3 separate regions of the Homo sapiens genome follow, and all the other regions are linked to region 1. Evidence: chromatin contacts called from ENCODE Hi-C or POLR2A ChIA-PET data. All regions are on one chromosome and are shown on one strand. Each heading gives the region's core, a stretch centred on a gene start or an enhancer-like site at or near the end of the contact. The rest is flanking DNA. Distances are from core to core; before and after follow the strand shown.

Evidence for each region. A loop is a pair of places that touch in the nucleus more often than their neighbours do. ChIA-PET counts read pairs that join two places held with the same protein, here RNA polymerase II (POLR2A). Pooled maps may share reads with other maps.
Region 2: a map of B cell shows a loop between it and region 1 (10-fold over the local background). The contact joins the promoter of CLDN12 here to the promoter of MTERF1 in region 1. A Hi-C loop is called at or near these places in 1 of 168 maps with a recorded cell type or tissue (B cell), 1 of 37 single-sample maps with no recorded cell type and 8 of 50 pooled maps.
Region 3: a map of K562 shows a loop between it and region 1 (4-fold over the local background). The contact joins the enhancer-like site here to the promoter of MTERF1 in region 1. A Hi-C loop is called at or near these places in 1 of 168 maps with a recorded cell type or tissue (K562) and 6 of 50 pooled maps. POLR2A ChIA-PET finds 5 or more read pairs at or near these places in 1 of 52 experiments (naive thymus-derived CD8-positive, alpha-beta T cell).

Annotation. Positions count from the first base shown.
Region 1 is chr7:91,879,113-91,882,108 of GRCh38, reverse strand. MTERF1 (mitochondrial transcription termination factor 1) reads left to right here and starts at 1,407. Exons shown (of 3, transcript NM_006980.5): 1 at 1,407-1,452; 2 at 1,996-2,054. The coding sequence starts at 2,026. LOC112267986 (a long non-coding RNA gene) reads right to left here and starts at 1,307. Exons shown (of 2, transcript XR_002956514.2): 1 at 1,245-1,307.
Region 2 is chr7:90,402,022-90,405,017 of GRCh38, reverse strand. It overlaps CLDN12 (claudin 12), which reads right to left and starts at 1,557. Exons shown (of 4, transcript NM_001185072.3): 1 at 1,469-1,557. RefSeq lists an enhancer at 852-1,377.
Region 3 is chr7:93,042,412-93,045,407 of GRCh38, reverse strand. No RefSeq gene overlaps it. Among named protein-coding and RNA genes, the nearest start is that of SAMD9, 74 kb to the left of the region's middle. RefSeq lists an enhancer at 816-1,547. Within about 2 kb of position 1,592, at least 2 of the 41 ENCODE cell types and tissues checked have a DNase peak (open chromatin) inside an H3K27ac peak, as active enhancers do.

The sequences.
Region 1 (2,996 bases), core at 158-2,657:
GCTTGAACCCGGGAGGCAGAGGTTGTAGTGAGCCGAGATCGCGCCATTGCACTCCAGCCTGGCAACAGAGTGAGACTCCGTCTAAAGGAAAAAAAAAAAAAAAAAAGAAAAAGGAGAAAGAAATGGGATAAAGAAAATTCTTTTTCTTTCTTGAGACAAGGTTCACTGTGTCACCCAGGCTAGAGTGTAGTGGCACAATCACGGCTCACTGCAGCCTCAACCTCCCAGGCTCAGGTGATTCTCCCACCTTAGCCTCCCAAGTAGCTGGGACTACAGGCACCTGTGACCACGCCTGGCTAATGTTTGTACTTTTTGTAGAGATGGGGTTTCACCATGTTGGCCAGGCTGGTCTCGAACTCCTGGCCTCAAGCCATCCTCCCGCCTTGGCCTCCCAAAGTGCTGGGATTACAGGCATGAGCCATCGCGCCCGGCCAGAAAATTACATCATTAGGCTTGTACATGGAGGAGTTAGTAATGCCTGAAATTTTTCCTCTTTGTAGAATTCAGGGTCAATCCTGTTGATCCTGTGTTTTTTTAAGGACCAAATCACCATCGTCTCCTGAGGATAACTCGACAGACACAATTAATTCATTAATGTAGATATTATCTTTCTTTTGATGGTCACAGGAGAAGTGCCTTGAATTGAAGCTTTATCTCTTCCATTGTCACCATCACTAGGCAGGTGAGGCTGACAGGACCGCGTGGCTTAAGGCAACGCCTCGGGAGGGAGCAAAAATGCATCCACTGTGGAGATGAGGTTTCGGTTGCCTCCATTCTTTAAATAGCGCAAACCCTCACAATGTCAAAAGAATCATATTTGAATTCGAACTGCAAGTAAGGAAATCGAAGTATACTAGAATTGATTTCCAGCCTGAAGGCGGATGCTGAATTCAGACCAGCAGTGACACTCCAGGATTTCCACGGTAGTTCATTAAAGGAGGAGAATCTGGGACTAAACAGACAGAGTCTACACCCGCTTATCCTGCACCAAAAAACGCCGAGATGTTCATCGGCATCGCGTTAGTCACATTAGCAGCAGCAATCGCATTATCAAAAACTGCAACACGCATGTAAATAATAGCTACTTTTCCACCACGTGTCGTCGGCCGGCAGTGGATGCCCCCTGTAGGATCCCTATAAGATGCCTTACAGTTCCCCACGGACATCTGCCCAGGCGACTGGGAGTCCCAGGCCCCACCCCACCCTCCAAACCCCTTCTTTGGCGTTCAATACCCCGCGCTCACCGCGGTCTCTTGCTGCCCCCTGCCAGGCCCCTAGCGTCGGGCTGCGAAGGGCTGAAGTACCGCCACGAGGGGGCGCAGGACCAACGACATCACCTCTGCGCGCGACCCGAGGCCGGAAGTTAGTCTTTTCCACTTCCGCTCCTCCTAGCCGCTCCGGACCCCAGAGGCGGAAGTAAAAGCGAACTACAGTGGATGGGTGCAGTTCAGGGTGAGATTGGGAAGGTGGTGAGGCTGTGCTTTCCTTTCTTTTTGTTAAGAAGTGGGTGTGGGTGACTGCTGTACAGTGCAGCCCTTTGCAGATTTGTCTTTGGAGGAGGAAGAGGGATGGAAAGAGCCTTCGGTGTGGAATTACCTTGGTTTTGAGTTAAGAAAGACCCACCTGGGTTCGAACCCTAATGCTTCAGCTAGCGAAGGCAGGCTAGTATGGGAGCTCGGCGCTGTTTCAGATTTTGTAATTTTAAGGCTTATGCCTACCTTTTAAATTGTTGTGGGGAGTAAAGCGAGACAATATATATGAAGCACTTAGCTTTGGTACAAAACGTATTCGTGATTCCGCTACCTTTTCCCATCATATGTAGGCATGTACTTGCCGTTTTCTTTTCTGTATGTCTGAGAAATGTTGTTTGCAAGAGGTAATGCATCTCACGAGAACATAATGCAACGAGAACGTTAGCTGGGATCGATCTCTTATTTTGTATTAGGAAGGCCTGAAATATTTTGCCTTTTTTTTGTGTGTGTGTGTCATTTCCAGAGATAGCTGTTCTCCAGCCTTTCTGGAGGGATGCAGAGCCTTTCCTTAGGACAAACAAGGTGAGAAATGCATGTAAAGATCTCCAAACTTAGCTTGCTGTATCAAAAGAAGACCAGCTGGAATGTGGTATTTTAGGGCCAGTGATTAGTTATTTCCATTAACAGCCTTTTTAACAGGCCAGTTGTGGGGCAGAGGCGAACGTAAATCTTTTTTTAGACCCCTCATACTACAAGCATAGAAATTTTCAGTGTTTGTTAAGTTTGAACATTAGCCCTTTGGATAATGGTTTTGGTTAATTAAAAAGTCAATTTGAGAAATAGATCGAAGTCAATTTTTGAATAGGTACCATTTTTGAAATTTGTACGTGAGGAAAGTTGCTAACTTTCTTGTATTAGGCTATTTAGATGTTCATTTACCCTACTAGATATTATGAGTATTTTGAATGGAGATCCGTTGCTAAGAGTAAAGCATCATGGAGAATTTTGAAGTGTGACTTTTTTGGTACTAGAAACCGAAAAATAGATAAAGATAATTTGTATTTTCCATTGTTTTTCACACCAAAGGCCAGTTTTACTTGTTTAAATTTTTTCATCTGACTGCAAAGTAACACATATTCATTAAATAAAGTCCCAGTATTTCAGAAGTAGTACATAGCCTCTAATAATCTTTCAGAAATAAGTGTCATTCCACTTTCCCCCTCTGTATATATTAACGTCCCCCTCCCCGCCTTTAATATACATGGCATTATCCATACTGTTAAGCAGTTTGTCATGTAGAATATCTGACATCTTTTGATTGCAGTAGATCGGCCTTTATTTTTGGCACCTTTATAGTATATTGCATAGATGTACCACAATTTATTAATTATTCTATTGGTGGCCATTTGGGTTTCTTCTTCTTTGTTATAGCAAATAATGTTATGATGGTCATCCTTTTTCTTTCTTTCTTTTTCTTCTATTTTCTTTTTTTATGAGACAGATTCTTGCTCTGTTGCCCAGACT
Region 2 (2,996 bases), core at 308-2,807, 1.5 Mb after region 1:
GGGAGGCTGACATGGAAGGATCACTTGAGCCCAGGAGTTTGAGGACACAGTGAGTCATGATCATGCCACTGCACTCCAGCCTGGATGACATAGCAATGATCTGTCTCAAATAATAAAAAAAAAAAAATAAAAAGGCTGTTTATTCCTTAATTCATGCATTATATATGAGAAATATATAGAATATAGAAAAATACGTAGAAATAGAAGAAAAAAATTAACTCATCTTGTGACTTGAGAATATAGGAGAAATGAGGATGAAAAACACTTTGCTGTCTTGGGAATATATGATTGATATTTAATGAATGTTTTAGATCATTTTCATGACTACGGTGAAAGGATAAGGAAGGTGGTGAAAGACTGTGCAGTTGTCTTGGAAGTAAAAGAAATTTTCTTTTACATTTTTAAAAAAGGACACTGACAACAAGACCAGACAAAGTTGATCTGAATTCTGCATCCTGAAATTTGCAACCAGAATGCTTAAAAAAAAAATAGTTCCACCAATGGCTCAACCTGATACTTAAAGATGCTTCTATATATCTACTTTAAACATTAGCCACTTCCTCTTCAAATACCATTTATCTCAAACAGGTAGGATGAGAATGGAAACTCATTATTATGTGCGCCTGAGAGTTTCCTGGATTGAGGCGTTCATCACTAGCCCTATTACGATCATTATGTAGAATGCTCTCTGCAACTGGCTGCTCGGAGATTTCAGTCAAGTCCCCCCCAACCCCTCCCCCGCCCCAAATGTGTTTCTTGGGTTGGTATCAATCATAATTGCACACTCCAAAGTCAGAGGAAATCGTTTTACAATTAATAACGCACAATAGAATCCTTGAGCAATCATTTTAAGTGAGGTCACCAAGTCTGACCTTTCCCTAACGTGGCTATGGGCCCCTTACAAGGCCGGGTGCACAGAACTTACAGGAAAGCAAACCAAGCTTCCAGAGCAATCCGCATCCCCCTCCGCCCCCCTCCTCCCCCCTCCGCCTCCTCTCCTCCTCCCTCTTTTCGAAGAGCCCTGTGTGTGGTAGACCCAGACCTGGCAGAAGGAAGAAAACGCCCTACTAGTTAGAGCCAATGGAGAGAGACCGCAACAGTGACTGTTAACGCTCTCAGAGCTAGCCCATCCCTGCAACACTGAGTGGGTTTGAACCGCAAGCAGGTCATCATTACGCAACCAGCATCAGCTGGTTATTCAAAAATAGCAGCTTGGGCTCCCCCACAAACCCGCGCCAGCAAAGCTCCCAGTCCTTGGCGGCTCCGGCAACACACCTCGACATTTCCATACTCCTGTGTACAAAATAATTTTTTAAAGCCTTACCAAATACCTACTCAATTTTCACATCCACAGATGTGGTCAGCGTTTTCCAACGCTCCTGATTCTCCTGGATTTAGCCATTTTACATAAAATCCTCAGTTACTTATGCAAAAGACCCAGAAATCGGAACATCTTGACCACACCTACCTGCTTCTCACACGCAGGGCATTTTACTCGCCCACACTGAGGAGCCTCTTGGAGCGTCTCCCTCTCAGCGTCCCAGGAAGTGCGTTCCCAGCGAGGTACACCGGAGGCTTCTGGGAGCGCAGTCAGGTTTTCCCGTGGCCCTGAACGGCAATGCCCTGGATGGCTGGGACTACAATTCCCAGAATCCACTGGGCCGCCAGCCGCAGGCAACATCCTGCGACCACCTCCTGCCCTTCCCTTTCTCTGCCTCCACCTCCCCGGATTTCTCTTGCACCTTATGTTCCGTCTAGAATTGGGTTATCGGTTAAAGAAAAAAAAAAGGCAAAACGAAACAAAACTAAAAGTAGTTTTGAGTTGGATACCTAAGTACCCAGGTGACTTGAAGGTGACTTGCCCGTAGGAAGGTTAGCAAAAATTCTTAAATCTGGATTTTTTTTCCCCTCAAAGTGTTTATCTAGGCAAAAAGTAGAAAAAGAGCTCAAAGTCTAGAACCAAACAGCCCAGATTTGTATGGGGCTTTGCTGTGTATTGATTGGGTGGCCCTGGGAAAGTTATCTCTACATCTGGAGGTTATCTGGAAAAATGGGGATAAGATCACCCACATCATACTGTTGTCTTGAAAACTGAGGGACCTAATATAGCTAAAGTACAGTATAGCTAGCTATTAGATATTTGAACTAATTTTACTCTCCCACACAATTTCTACTGTCCTGTCCCTTTCTCTGTTGGCTTCTCTCCAATGTGAAGTCCTGCATTAGTGAATGAATATCTGAATTAAACTAAAAGATTCCAAAGTCCTAAATAGCAATGATCTGATTTTTTAAAAAATAAAGGATGCTGAAGTGTTGTGATGCCTACTACTTCGAAATGATCACACATACACACACACATACACACACACAAATGGATATAAAGTGTGGCAAAGTGTATAATTGTTGGATTCATGAAGAATATGTTTGTGGGTGTCTCTTGTACTATTCTTTCAAATTCTCTGTATCTTAGAAATTTTTCAAAATAAAAAGAAGAAAAAGTATCATAGTTTATACAAAAGGATGGCACCCATCCCAAGTAAGTATAACCTTGGCAAGTAAGGTAACCCCTTTGTGCCTCAAGGTCTCATCTGTAACAGTATATCTACATCAGAAAATTGTGATGAGGATTAAATGAATTACTACAGAGACAGTTACAACAGTATCTGACGCATAATAAGGACTATATGTTTGCTATTAGCATTTTCCATTTTGCGTTGCTCTAGTAACAATGAGACTATTTGTCAGAGACTTTTTAAAAAGGGAGGGTAGAGAGGCTACTATCAGTCCACTGCTACCTCCTTCTTATGTGTGATACTGCTTTAGAGGATGGATAAGGTTATCTAAGGCCAGAAGCAATCCGATCCCAAAGCCAGACTGGGAAATGTAATAATGAGGAAGAAAGATAGCATTGGGTGGTGAAAAGATTTCTGGGCTCCAGGCCAGCTCTGGCAATAGCAGATGGATAATAGCAATGTGACAAACGATAATCACTTATT
Region 3 (2,996 bases), core at 343-2,842, 1.2 Mb before region 1:
TCATTGAAAAGTAATCTTTCTCACCACTGCCTTCTGTAAATATAAGGTAATGTGTGTGAGCCACATGCAAGTGGGTTCCTAAATCCCACTGTATATTTAATATTTATAGTAACTTTCACTCAAGAATCTACTCCCATATGTGCTAGCAATCATTTTTCCACTTTGAAAGCGTGAAGAAATTATTCCCATTTTACAAAAGTAAATAAATTTAGTCCTGGAGAGGATAACATTACAGTTCATTTTCATGTATAAATGGCCTTCCCTGCTAGAGACTGAGCACCTCTATGGGAAAAGAGTGGTGTCCGATTAAATGCTAAGGTGAAAAGTCCAGTTCATCCTCTGGAAGAAAAGAATGATATGTCCTTGTTCATCCCTAAGCCTTCCGGGTTGGAATAACGATAACTGGGATTTCATGAGAACCTAGAAGAGTGATCTTGTTTAATGTATTCACTCCCAAAATACAGTTTCTGGACTACCCTCTAGAAGCTTTTATTCTGTTGTATACAAACTCATTATCATTCATACAGCCTAAAATTTCACATAATCATTTGCTGAACACTTTGCAGTTAGGCTTTTTAGATATATTTTTAGTTTGTTCTTGATTTCCCTATTTGTTTTTTTTTTCTTGCTGGGGGAGAGGGTGAGACATATTGAAATTTAATAGAGATGATTGTTAGACAGAATTTTGAAGGAAGTGAGTGTACTCACCCCACCCACTTCATCAGGAGATGCTTCCTCTGTGAGGTGGGATTTGAGTCATATTAATTTGTCCCAGACCACACCAAAATTAAGCTGTTCACGTCTGAAACATTCCATGAATTCAGTTGCGAGGAGGAATTTGTTCAGCCATGTTATGGATTCATATTTCTCTCCTCTCCCAAGAAGGTCTGGGTGTCCTTATAAGGGAGAACGCCTCTGTTTCCCACAGTGTGGAGAGCGAAATAAATACTCTCTCACAGTCAATGCAGAGGTAACTTTTTTTTAATGGATTAAAAAAAAAAAAAAGCAGTTCTGAGAGTCCATCACTGTTTCAGCATCCCCATTCAGAGAGGGGGCTTTTGTCTCTCTCTCAGTGGGAGCTGCCATTTTAATGGGGCCTCCAGCAGGGCCTGGTTTGATGATGTGAAGTAGGCCTGGAAGAATCGTGGAATTTTTTTTTTAATTTAGATTTTGGTTAATTTAACCATACTGGCTTTCAAATGAACTGAAATGTAAAAGTGAATCCACGGTAAATGTCCCTCAGAAGCTGCTACCAGATAATTTCAGCGATTTCTCATCTCTGAAGCTCTCTCATGTGAAAACCAATCCCTTGAAGTTCTAATAGGCATTACCGGCCGTCTACCCCCAACCCCCAATCTATTTGCAAAGATGAAAATCGGGAGAATTCATTCTTAAAAATATGCATACGCATACACAGACACAAACGTGCACTCCTAAATGCTAAATGAAAACATTGCTTTTAGCTGATTGGTGATGCCAAGCCAGGATTGGGATAGCTTTGTGGTAATTCTGGGGTTTCCCTTTTGCCTGAGTCATGAACACCACGGTACATGGAATGCTCCCCGACCCCAGAGCCTTGGGAGTGCCAAAGCTACTCCCCAAGCCCTCGCCCCAGAGGAGGATTCCAAAATCCCCCACAGCACACTTTCTAGATAAAACTGTTGCTCTCAGTAATGAGGCCACAGCCTGCAGAGCCAAACTGGCCCGCAGGCCGCTTTCTGCAGGCCTGGCGCCGGACCTGCTCTGCCCCCGCCCGCTCCGCAGCCCCCGCGGCCACACAGTGGCTGCGCCTGGCAGCTGCGCGCCCAGATGCCAACCGCTGGAATGTGTTTTATGTTCCCGCGTCTCTGCCTGGCTGGCCTCGGGGGAAGGCTCTTCCCTGGCCTCTCCGGCTCCGGCGCTGGGCTGCGGCAGCTGGGGAACCGATGTGCGATCATTTTACACATGAGCTAGCTGTTCACCCTTCCAGGAACTGTTTGCCTGCACTAATTCCGCGCAAGATGCACACACTGAGCCCCTTTGTAGGGCTGAAGGATGACAGTCTCTCCAGCCTAGATTGATTTAGTAAATGACTGACTGCATGGGCCTGAGTACCTGGGTATTCGTGTGTGTGTGTGTGTGTGTGTGTGTGTGTGTGTGTGTGTGTGTGTGTGTGTGTTGACTTAAAGGCGCTCCCTCTTTGCAGAAATAAATGAATTAATGAATTTTTAAAAAGAAGGTAGAACTAACGCATTTTCGAAAAAAGCAAACATCAGGGAATGTGCAGTTTGTTACAACATATCTATCCATGATTCCATTTTGGGGGAATTTATATGAAGATATCCCACAATCGGGCAATCGCCAAACAAGAAAGCATCCTTAATTGAGTTGAAACTGGGGGTAAGGGGACAGAAAAATCGCCCCCATAAAATAATTTCAAATTCAGCCTTGTGTTTCCCAGTAATTGGGCTGTCTGAGGATGAGACTGGGAGTGGAAAAATCCAAGTTAGTCTTAGAGCTGCACTTCTCAAAAGTGGCTGCAAAGGCTTTGAGGTGGTCAGTGATTTGTGTTTATTTACAACAATGCTTTAATTAATCATATTTAATAAGATTTGATATCACTTCATCGGTGGCTAAGCAAAATATTAATTATGATTTAGTTTGTTGACTTACCACTATCAAGAACTTGGATGATGATTTTTTTTAAATCATTTTATCTCTCTGTGCCTTTTCTATGCTTCAGAAGTGACAATGGCATGTTTAAGAGTCTAGGAAACATTTGAGCCTGGGATGAAAAGTCAGATACTGAAGACCCAGTTGTACACATAATGCATTTTTAGAGAAGATACATAAAAATGGACATCCAGCCAGGTGTAGTGGATCATGCCTGTAATCTTACCACTTTAGGAGGCCAAGACAGGAGGATTGCTTGAGGGCAGGAATTTTAGACCAGCCTGGGCAGTATAGCAAGACCCCATCTCTACAAAAAAAAAAAAAGAGAGAGAAAGAGAAAAAAA